Regions from separate parts of the Homo sapiens genome. Here region 1 is linked to region 2. Evidence: chromatin contacts called from ENCODE Hi-C or POLR2A ChIA-PET data. All regions are on one chromosome and are shown on one strand. Each heading gives the region's core, a stretch centred on a gene start or an enhancer-like site at or near the end of the contact. The rest is flanking DNA. Distances are from core to core; before and after follow the strand shown. Region 1 overlaps RNASET2 (ribonuclease T2). Region 2 has its middle 82 kb from the start of RPS6KA2.

Region 1 (4,695 bases), core at 2,196-4,695, 240 kb before region 2:
ATTACAGGCGTGAGCCACTGCACCCGGCCAGGGTTTTACTTTTTAAACACCTTAGGTATATATTTTTAATCATGTACATTAAAATGTAGCATTATATTTCAGTGTTCCGGAAAGTGTATTTTCTGAAAAAGAGCTACATTTATGTCCTTATTTATTGGCCATGAGGTTCAGAGCCTCTCACTGGGGAAGTCTGTGGCATGCTGGCCCTTGCTGGCTGAGTGGAAACTGCTAGTTCACACCCAGGTGTGGGACCTTTGAGCTCTCTATGCCCCAGTTTCCTCATCTGTAAAGTAGAAATAGTAACAGTCAGCCTCACAGAGTTGGCTTCAGGAGAAATCAGTTAAGGTACAGAATGTAACTTGGAATGATGTCTGGCTGGAAGTAAACATTAGCATAAAACAGGCTGTCATATGTGGATCCCCCACCCCAGCCCATAATTCATGCAACTGATATGATCGGACAAACTTGAGCAGGCAAGATTTGCGAGAACATGGTTGATTCAGACCACGAGGGCTTCATAGGTCAGCGGGCATTTTCCCAAGTTCTAACTGGTTTTGAGACCTTGGTGATTTTTCTTTCTTCTTTGACTTTCTTTAGCTTCTCCATTACTTTCTCCGTGAATAGGGGAGGGGGGCATCTGTGTGGGAGGGGGTCTCCTGCAGTCACATCACTCTGCCTGGTTTTAGATGGAGAGTTTGTTACAAACGTCTGAGTCTTGGTAGTTTTGTTGTAAGCATATTGATAGTCTCATCTTCCTGGGTGTTGCTAAGCTTTCCAGCCTCAGGTTCCGACTATGTAAAATAAGGTTTTTCACCCAAGGGTAAAAAATGCTTTACCAGCTCCAATTCTCACCCTGCAGCTCATCCTTTTTTTTTTTTTTTGAGACAGGGTCTGGCTGTGTAGCCCAGGTTGGAGTGCAGTGATGTGATCTGGGCTCACTGCATCTTCCACCTCCTGGGCTTAAGCTATCCTCTTGCCTCAGCGCCTTCCAAGTAGCTGGGACTACAGGTTCATGCCACCACACCTGGCTAATTTTTGTAGAGACAGGGTTTCACCATGTTGCCCAGGCTGGTCTTGAACTCCTGAGCTCAAGCAATCCTCCTGCCTCTGCCTCCCAAAGTGCTGGGATTATAGGTGTGAGCCACCACGCTTGAACCCTTTTTTCCTTTTATACTGAGAGCTTGCATAATTAGTTCCAATGTACAACTAAGTTTTCATACCATCTTAACTGTAAATTCTATACAAATTCAACAGGACTCAATTATTTACAAAAGCTAATGTGTGACAACTTGATCTTCTTACTTGGAATCTTCCCTTCTAAAATTTGATTTATCCTGAAGTGTCTGCTTGACTTATATCCTGTGTTGCTGCTGGCTTTTTCCATGTGCATTTTTTGCAAGCTGCTCTTTTTACTTCAGTCTCGTTAAGTCTTGCAGTTCTGGCTAGAGGCCTACTGCCATGAATAAGCTGCCGCTCCACAGTGGCTTCTTTGAAGTCTTAGAGTCAGATGAGTTTCACGGTGTTCAGGTTTGTGATCCAGTGTGGCCCCAGGTTCTGGGTAACACGTGTGATGCAGTGCTGTGTGCATACCATGTCGTGAATAACATTCATGATGCAGTGCACATACCGTGTTCAAGTTAACAGTCCTGGTGGCATCTGAAGTAGCACCCTAAAATCAAATGACACAAATTCTGCAGAGAAGCAAGTGAAGTCTAAAAACTGAGTTGGGGTAGTAACGATAAATAGCGTTATGCTAGTTCAGGTTATGTTTTGTTGCCAAATGAATTACAAAAAACTACCAGGTTTCAGGCTTTTATGGGTTTCACGAATGCAGGGGAGGGATCGTGGGTCTGCATTTCTCTTGAGCATCCTTAGGAGAAAGGTGCTTCGTGGCTCAGTGGCTTCCCTTCAGTGAGGCCCTCCCTGGCTGCACTCCTAGCTTGCCCTGCCTCCGCTTCCCCTCCTCTCCCCTCCTCCCCTTATCCTATTCATGTTCTCCGCCACTCAGCACTGGACGCCACCACACGTGCCTTCTTAGTGTAGGGGTGTACCGCCTTCCTCACGGGAGTGTGTGCAGCAGCAGGGCAGGCAGTGTTCCTCCTCCCACAGCACTCAGTGCTGAATGAATGATTGAAGGGATGGATGGGTGGATGAATTTTTTCTGTAACTTTAAAAAAAGTTCTTGAAAAATAAGTTTCTTATGTTTTAACAGTGACAACCATGAGTGGAAAAAACTAATTATGGTTCAGCACTGGCCTGAGACAGTATGCGAGGTGAGTGTTTCTGCCTTGACGGGCCCTGGGGCCTGGGGAGCCCTGTGAAGAGGGGTTTGTGTGCACGTGCCCGTCCAGGGCACCCACGCTGCTGGTGCGGGAGGTAGGCATCGCTCTGGCGGGTGGGCGGTGTCTCCTGCAGAGACTGCCTCCAGGAGGGCTGTGTGTGAGCTTCCCAGGGCTGCTGTAACAAAAGTGCCACAAGCTGGGTGGCTGAGAGCCTCAGGAATTTATTCTCACGGTCCTGGAAGGGGAAGTTTCAACCTAGGGGTCAGAAGGGTTGGTTCCTCCTGGAAGGCTCTGAGAGAGTTTGTTCTGTTTCTCTGCTAGCTTCTAGTAAGGACCCGTGGTCCTCTGCGTTCCTGGGCTGACCCATCACCCCAATCTCTGCCTTCTCCTTCACGGTGTGTTCTCCACTTTGTGTCTCTCTGTCTCTTCTGATGAGGACACCAGTAATTGGATTTAGGGCCCACCCTAATCTGGTATCACCTTTTCTTGATGACATCTGCAAAGACCCTGTGTCCATGTAGGGTCATGTTCACAGATGGGAGGAGGGGTTAGGACAGGGATATATCTTCTGGGAGGACACGGTTCAACCCACAGCAAGCCTCAGTTTGTCTCCTCCCTCTGTGGGCGGCAAGCCACCCAGGTGCCAAGGCAAGAGACCGAGGGCATAAGCTGTTCCAGTATAATAAAGAAAATATATAAAATGAGAACAGTTATACTAGAAATAGATTATAGATATGATGATATATGAATATTATTAATCATCAGTTTGTAGCATTGCTCTTTATTCCAATATTATAATAATCCTTGCTCTACAATTACAGCCTAGGAAAAACCAGGCCATACAGAGATAGGAGCTGAAGGGGCACGGTGAGAAGTGACCAGAAGACAAGTGTGAGCCTCTGTCACGCCCGGACAGGGCCACTAGAGGGCTCTTTGGTCTAGTGGTAACACCAGTGCCTGGGAAGGCAACCATTACTTAGCTGACCTCGGTCTAGTGGTAGCGTCAGTGCCTAGGGAAGGCACCCGTTACTCAGCAGACTGGGAAAGGGAGTTAGAGCAGACTCTGCTTCACCATACCTCTTGTGGATAGGCCTCATATCAGTCAGGCCTGCCCACAGCCATCTGGAGGCCTAACCATCTCCCCGTGATGCTGTGCTTCAGCAGTCACACTGCTGTTTCACTTTCATGTTCCACCCAGTACACCTGGCTCTGCCTTCTAGATAGCAGTAGCAGAATTAGTGAAAGTACTAAAAGTCTTTGAAATGCATAGAAGAAATAATGGCGTAAGCTGGCCTCTCTCTCTCTCCGCCTCCGCTGCCATACAGGGAAGGGCCCTCTGTCCAGTGGACACGTGACTCACGTGACCTTATCAGTCATTGGAGATGACTCACACTCCTTACCCTGCCCCTTTTGCCTTGTATCCAATAAACAACAGTGCAGCCAGGCATTCGGGGCCACTACTGGTCTCCGCGTCTTGGTGGTAGTGGTCCCCTGGGCCCAGCTGTCTTTTCTTCTGTCTCTTTGTCTTGTGTCTTTATTTCTACAATCTCTCGTCTCCACACGAGGAGAAAAACCCACAGTCCCTGTAGGGCTGGTCCCTACATCCCTCCATGTATTGGACATTTTATTAACATGTCCTGTGAGTGAAGAGGACCCAAGAGCTTCCCTGCCTCCTTTGCTGTGCTTGGCACCCATGGCACTCACGGCCCTCCGGGCTGGCCCCTCATCATCTGGCTGCGTTTTGCTCCATGCCCACATCCCTTCAGTGCGTCAGTGTCCAGGCCCTTCTCATTGGAGCACCCAGAGCCAGGACACTGCCTGGATCTGCACCTCAGGGCGTACCCTGCTCGGTGTGTCAAGCTGACCCTGGTGTGCATTGCACACTTCTCAAGTGTTTGACCGTGTTGCTGAGCTAGCACCACATTCTGTCAGGAGCACGCAGGCTTTATGTTTTGCCTCTAGCACTGAGTGGTAGTGACTTTCGCTTCTACTTCCTCACTGATTTTTCTGATGACAAACGAAAATGAAATTTTGCTTATCTGGCTCAAATTATGCTCTTGCTCACTTCTGTACACGAGATTGCCCCGTTTTCAGTTTTGCAGACTTAATGTTGCGCTCCTGCTGCTGTTTCCTTGCCTTGGGTTGGGGCAGTGGACAGAAGGAGCCGGAAGCTGCCTGGCATCAACTTTCAATTGTTGGGAGTGTAGCTGGCATTCTGAGATAGGGAGGGATTGCTGGAGTCCTTGGTTCCTACGGAAGAAGGACCGTGGAGGAGGAGCTGGAACTTAAGCACTGTCTTTGACCCACACTGAAGGATCTGCCTCCAGGGCCTGAGACCAGGCTGCTCTGCATTCAGGGAGGCATTTACATGACAAAACGTGGGTGTGTCCCTGCACACTGAATGTAAATATGG
Region 2 (6,658 bases), core at 3,705-6,204:
CTGCCAGAATTTCCTCCCCCAGTGACCCTGAGCCTCTTTTTGAAACCCATGTGGACCTCTTACCTAGGTCCAGCCACTCCTGAGCAGGCTGCACCAGCAGGGTGGGCATCCCTACGTACATTCTGTCTGATTTATCAAATCCATGTGTATAGAGGTGTTCACAGTGTGCCCTTATTATCCTTGCCAAGTCTGCAGGATCTGTAATGATTCTCTGTTTCATTCCTGATACTGGTAATATATGAACTTGTATCTCCTCTCTCTCTCTCTGTCAATCAGTCTTGCAAGAGATTTGTCAATTTTATTGGTCTTGTTTTTTTTTAATCAGCTCATTGTTTCATGGGTTTTTTCTGTTGTTTTTGTTTGCAGTTTCATGGATTTCTCCTCTGTCTCTCTCTCTCTCTCTCTTTCTTTCTTCACTTCCTTTTATTTATTTATGTTCTTTCTTATGCTTGCTTTGGGTTTATGCTGCTCTTATTTCTCTGGGTTTTGAGGTGAGAACATCTGTTGCTTCATCCTTCATTTCACTGTTTCTTTCCTTTGTTCCCTCGACTCAGCTATTAAGCCCAGTCTGTGCACTTTTCATTTTGGTTTTGTATTTTTCATGTCTAAAACTTCCATTTGGTTCTTCTTTATATCTCCCATTCCTTAGCTGAGGCTCTGTTTCTCCATTGGTTTTAGGCTGGTTTGTGATTGCTTGTTGAAGCATTTTTATCATGGCTGCTTTGAAATCTTTGTCAGATATATCTAACATTCTGTCATCTTGGTTTGGCATCTTTTTTTTTTCTGTTTGAGATCTTCCTGGTTCTTTGTGTAATTAGTGATTTTTTTTTAAATTGGAACCTAGACTTTTGGGGCACTATGTTATGAGACTCTGGATCTTATATAAGCTTTCTGTTTTAACAGACTGGGTCTCACGTGACTCCAACCTAGGAAGTGGGGGCACCACCTCATTACTGCAATGAAGGAAGTTGTGGGGCTATTCCTGCTTTGTGGGGGTGGAGGCTCCAGCTCCCTCTGTGGCCTCCACTAATCCCAAGAAGACTTATGGCCTTGTTACCCCTGGGCAGTGGTCAGAGTCCTCAGTGTCCTCCACCACCACCAGTGGACACCACCCCTGGGGGGATGTTGGGGCACCTCCTTACAGACTAATGAGGGTGGAATTCTAGGCCACCCACACAGCCTTTACTGGCATGGGTGAAGGTGGGGCCAAGGTTTTTCTGTGTTGTTTGGCTAAAGTAGAGCAGTTATCATCTAAGAGTTTTCTGCCCCCTTCCCTGGTCCTGTGGCTAGAGGCTTTTGTTGGGATTTTATTTTGTCTGTGCCTGCTGGAATTCCTGGGTTGCTGATTTATTTGGCTTCAGGTCTAGTACACATGAGGCAAAGGAAAACCCAGGGAATTCTCCACCAGCTTGCTCCTCAAGTCCTGAGGCCCTTAGCTATCCTGACTTCTTCTCTCCTCCTGTCAGAGTCATCTTCCAGGAAGTGTCCAGGGTTTCCAACTGTACTTAGTGGGAAGAATAGGGAAATACATGCCTAGTCCATCTTCCTGGAAGAGAAGAAGGATGCATAACACATGCACCTCCAGGATGTAATCAAAAGAGATAGTATTTGATGGCATAGACACACACACAGACACACAATGCAAACACACATACACACCACACATAACACACACACACCACACACACACACACACACACACACTCACACAACACATACCATACACATATACCCCACAAACACCGTACACATACACACACACACTCGTGCATGCATATATACATATTTTACAAAAAAATATATCAAAGAGTACAGAACAAAGTACATTATGGTGGGAGGACATCAGGGTGCTGAGAGCAGTGTTTGAGGATGATCTGTCCAATATAACTGATTAAAGGCTAAAGCATGCTGTAGAGATTATGACTCAAGTGTTACTTTGAATACTCCAGATTTGAAATAAGTTTTAATAAGAACAGCAAAATTGAATGGAATCTTTCAGATGTTCAGGGATTTCATTGTATTTTTTTAAATTGACATACACATATACTTACAAAGGTAAACTATGAGATTTGTAAGGATAGGGAAAAAAGACATTGTGTGATAATTTAAGAAGTGAACAGGATTAAACCTAAGTTGCATCAATTTGATTATTATTCCATCAGGATTTTGAATAGTACTTCAGAGTGAAGATTCTGGTTCGATAATAGAATATGGCGTACATGAAAACTGAAACCCTCTTACAGTTTTAAAGATGTGCTTCCATTTAGAAAATCACAGTTGTTCTGCCCACAATAGGACCTTGTCAACCCCTAACTTGTTCTCAGCTGTGATCAGTCAAATAAACACTTCAGACACAGAGACTGAAGTGTTTATTTGAAAAATACTTCTTGATGGTAGTTAAAGCTGTCCTGGTGACGAGAAGGGACACTTACGCACCTATAAATCCAGGGGATGTCTGGGCCAGAAAGAGGAAATACAACTAACTGAGGAATGTGCCAGGACTTAATTTCATCCCTTTCTTCTTTTTATTTTGTTATTTGACATTTACTAATCCTCTTAACCCATCTGCACATCAGGATCTTGACCAACTTCCTTTGAGATTCTGACTTTTATGAAGAAAGAAAGATGATGTAAAGAATAACAATGTGATTTGAGATTAGGATAAAGCGAAGCCATCAAATAGTTTTTTCTTTTTGGTCATGTGTTTATTTATTTATTTATTTTGGTACAGATGGAGTGTCACTATGTTGCACAGGCTAGCCTCCAGCACCTGGGTTCCAGCAATCCTCCTGCCTCGGCCACCCAAAGTGCCGGGATGACAGGCGTGAGCCAACTTACTCAGCCCATGTGTTTATTTTTAAGGATATTTTGAGGATATGTTGTGTCTTTATTTCTGACTTCTGGGACTATTGTTCTTATTCCTCCATTAATAAAAGTAATGATTTTCTACATGCGTGCCCAGCTTGACAAGCACCCCACATCCGTTATCTTGTTACATCTTTATGACAACCGGTGAGGGAAGCAGAGGTGAGATGAACTTCAGTGCTGCTTTAAGGAGGAGGAAACTGAGGCACAACCCGGATAAGAGGCGTGCTAAAACAAGCCGATAGTACCCGGCTGGGGGAATGTGTATGGAACCCCACTGCAGGCTCACAGCTTGTGGCTCACACCTCTTCCTTGTTTCTCTACTTTGAATATCAACACGGAGCGGTGTGTCACTTCTATTTCATATCTCTCCCAGTTGTCTACATGACTGGCTTCACTTACTCCACAGAACTTAATACATTGCAATTTGTGGTACAATGCATTTATTTTATCATGTATTGCCCATGAAAATTAATGGTGGAGACTTCAGTTCAGAAGTATGTATTTCAAAAATATAATTACACTTGAAAGTGAGCAAGTTCAATTGTATGAGAAGGAAGTCACTGTGGTAAAACTTTAGAGAAAGTTATTTATTGTAACTGTAAATAGTACTAGTAAAGGCCTACTGGTAAAGCCTGTTTAGCAGTGTGCACTGCCTGGTGACGAGAACTCTCAGCGGGTGTGTAAGTACCTTCTCAGGACCTGCGAAACGTCTTGGAATGTCTTCTAACTTCTTAGCTTTTGCCAGGGTTCCAAGGCAGGAGGAATGGAAGTTGCAAGGAAGAAAGCATTTTTGTTTATACTGAAATTATTTTTAACATCCTAAATGTTTTCAACAACCTGATAAAGCAGTTTCTTTGGTGTGGCTTAGCTTTTTGAGAGTTGAGATTTTTCTGTGTCAAGTCCAGGTTAACTATTCTTAAAAGTGATTTCAAAAGCCAGGAAAAACCACTTTGCAGTAATCAGAATGTTATCCAACTGTATAATGTTTACTTTATTGTAAATACTTGTGAAGAGTGGTCAATAAATAGTTTTATGTTCCTTTATGCAAAAAAAAGATTTCATCCTGTTATTTGACATCAAGCTCAATCCTATTATGTTTCCAACAGAATTAATACATAGTGACAAAAATATATTGAATTAAATCAGGTTTTTTTCTAGATCCAATAAAAAACACAAATATTTTTAATAAATAAGTGTAAGTATATAGATTTAATTCTACCGGAGAATATTTTCCTTTTTTCTGTGGTTGTACAATATTAGCAAAAGAAATTATTCTCAGGCCAGTTGTGGTGGCTCATGCCTGTAATCTCAGCACTTTGGGAGGCTGAGGCAGGTGGAATACTTAAGGCCAGCAGTTCAAGACCGGCCTAGGCAACATAGTGAGACCCTGTCTCTGTAAAATATTCAAAAATTATCTGGGCACGGTGGTGCACACCTGTAGTTCCAGCTACTCTGGAGGCTGAGGCGGGAGGATTGCTTGAGCCTGGGAGGTCAAGGCCACCAGCCTAGGAGCCAAGATCGCACCACTGTACTTCAGCCTGGGCAACAAAGTAAGACCCTGAAAAAAAAGAGAGAGAGAGAGAGAAAGAAAGAAAGATTACTCTCTGAAGATAAGTAATAATGATCACCATAATTAAGGTACTATATTTATACATTTTAGGTCACTTGTTTAGTCACCTCCCAATCTGATCCAGGTGCACCTGTCTGGACCTCCTCCTTTATAATGACCCTGGGCCTTGATTCTGCACTCCTTCCATTACTGTCATCCATAACTTTAAACGTGCCCAGATATTCACTATCCTTAATTTATAAGTCATTTTCATTCCTCTGCCACTTCCCCACCACCCAGTCACCTGGTTTTGTTCCTCACTGCTCCATTGAAACTGTTTCTATTTACCTTTGTAATGAATCAACAATATTTGCTTACTAAGAATCATGCTGCACTTTGGAAACCGACCTTCACTTATTCCTGAAAGTCTCCCTGCCACATGGTTGGAGCTCCCTAACCGTGTGGGTGAGACGGAACTGTGCTCTAACCCGGCTCTGCTCTGCGGGCTGCGTGGCTGCCGGGCTGCCGTCCATCTGCACAGAGAGCAGAGCTGCCCCCTTCCCGGCAACCCCGGCATTGCACAAAGGGTTATCTGTCCAGTGCTGCCACAAGGAAGGCATCTAGCAGATGCTGGTTTTCTCTTCCTTTGCCTGCTAACTCTCTTCTCTGATCAGCCTTTACTCTCAAGTTTGCTGGGTACTTTTCTTCTTCCTGCACACTAATTATAGGTATGTTGGACTTTGTTCTATTTTGAGTAATATTCACTCCTAAATTGAACTTATCCATTTGAATGGCTGTCACCCTTCCACCAATAAATCTGAAGACCATTTACTCTTAATGTTTTTCAAAAACTTCCTATGCAGAGTTTTGTTACTACTATTCAAGGAACTCTAGCACAACTGTCAAAATAAGACTCTTCTTGTTTAATACTATTTTACTTTTCCTCCCGATCCCACCCTCTCTATATTCTTAGATATGAATGTATCCTTTAAGATACACAGTAACAGGCTGTGCGTGTGATATTTCATTTTGCACAGACAGTTGGCACGGGGCTTTACTTCCCCCTGGGTACTGTGCGTAAAGCCTGCCTAACTAGCTGTCCCCTTGCCTGGGTACCCATCCAGTCGTGGAGGGCTGGGGGTCTGGGGTCTCCAGGCTATGCAGCATGGGATGGAAAGAGCACAGATGATACTCGTTCTTCATCTTCATGACTGCTCAAGTGTTCTCCATGCAGTCACGGCAGGGGACGCTTCCAGAAGAATTGCAGGAGGCCCCAGATCTTCCTTCCCACGCTCACCAACTCTTGGTTGTATGACGCCTTTACATTTTATAAATATGATGGCTTGAATTGTCTTCTCCTCATTTTATTTCTTCTGGTTACATTGACTGAGTTGAGGAACTCTTCACATACTTGCCAGTCATTTACATTTCTCTTGCTGTGAACTGTTTTCATTCCTGGCCTGTTTTTTGGGTTGGGTTGCCTATCTTTTCTTGTTGATAGCAACATGAGCCATGTGGTCCTCTCAATTGGTACAGAGAGGTATTTGATAAAATTTCACCACTTAAGTTTAATAAAAACTGTAATTGGTTATTGCAGGTGTGTTAGTCCATTTGGGATGCTGTAATGAAAAACGATAAACGGAGTGGCTTATAAACAACAGAAATTCGTTTCTCACAGTTCTGGAGGCTGGAAGTCCAAGATCGAGGAACCCACAGATCCAGTGTCTGGTGGACACTTGCTCCCTGGTTCACAGACAGTGCCTTCTTGCCAAGTCCTCACGTGGTGGAAGGTGTGAGGGCCCTCTCTAGAGTCTCTTTCATAAGGTCTCTTTTATAATCCCATTCATGAGGGCTTTGCTCTCATGACCTAATCACCTCCCAGACCCCCCTCCAAATACCATCACACTTGGGATTAGATTTCAACATAAGAGTTAGGGGAGACACAAACATTCAGTCTGTATCAATAGGTGAGGATAATTGCTAGTAATTTTTAAGCCCACTGTAAATCCATCAACATCACTGAACTCTCGTTAGTTTTAATAGTCTCTATTCTGTTGGAGTGTCTATGTCTAGGATTGTGTCATCTGCCAATAAGGATGTTTTTTATCTTCCTTCCAAATCTTATACCACTAATTTATTTTGTTTTCTGACTCTCTCCTTCTTGCTTCTTTCTTCTTTTTTGTCTGTAAGGACCTTTAGTACCATGCTAAGCAGTTGTGATGTTAATGGGCATCTTTGCTT

Evidence for each region. A loop is a pair of places that touch in the nucleus more often than their neighbours do. ChIA-PET counts read pairs that join two places held with the same protein, here RNA polymerase II (POLR2A). Pooled maps may share reads with other maps.
Region 1: a pooled map shows a loop between it and region 2 (2.7-fold over the local background). The contact joins two enhancer-like sites. A Hi-C loop is called at or near these places in 1 of 50 pooled maps. POLR2A ChIA-PET finds 5 or more read pairs at or near these places in 2 of 52 experiments (H1 and WTC11).

Annotation. Positions count from the first base shown.
Region 1 is chr6:166,950,066-166,954,760 of GRCh38, reverse strand. RNASET2 (ribonuclease T2) reads left to right here. Exons shown (of 9, transcript NM_003730.6): 2 at 2,213-2,273. Among named protein-coding and RNA genes, the nearest start is that of RNASET2, 4.1 kb to the left of the region's middle. RefSeq lists enhancers at 3,161-3,846, 3,320-4,239, 4,360-4,409, 4,535-4,695. Within about 2 kb of position 3,445, at least 24 of the 41 ENCODE cell types and tissues checked have a DNase peak (open chromatin) inside an H3K27ac peak, as active enhancers do.
Region 2 is chr6:166,705,532-166,712,189 of GRCh38, reverse strand. It overlaps a transcript of RPS6KA2 not described here. Among named protein-coding and RNA genes, the nearest start is that of RPS6KA2, 82 kb to the right of the region's middle. Within about 2 kb of position 4,954, at least 3 of the 41 ENCODE cell types and tissues checked have a DNase peak (open chromatin) inside an H3K27ac peak, as active enhancers do.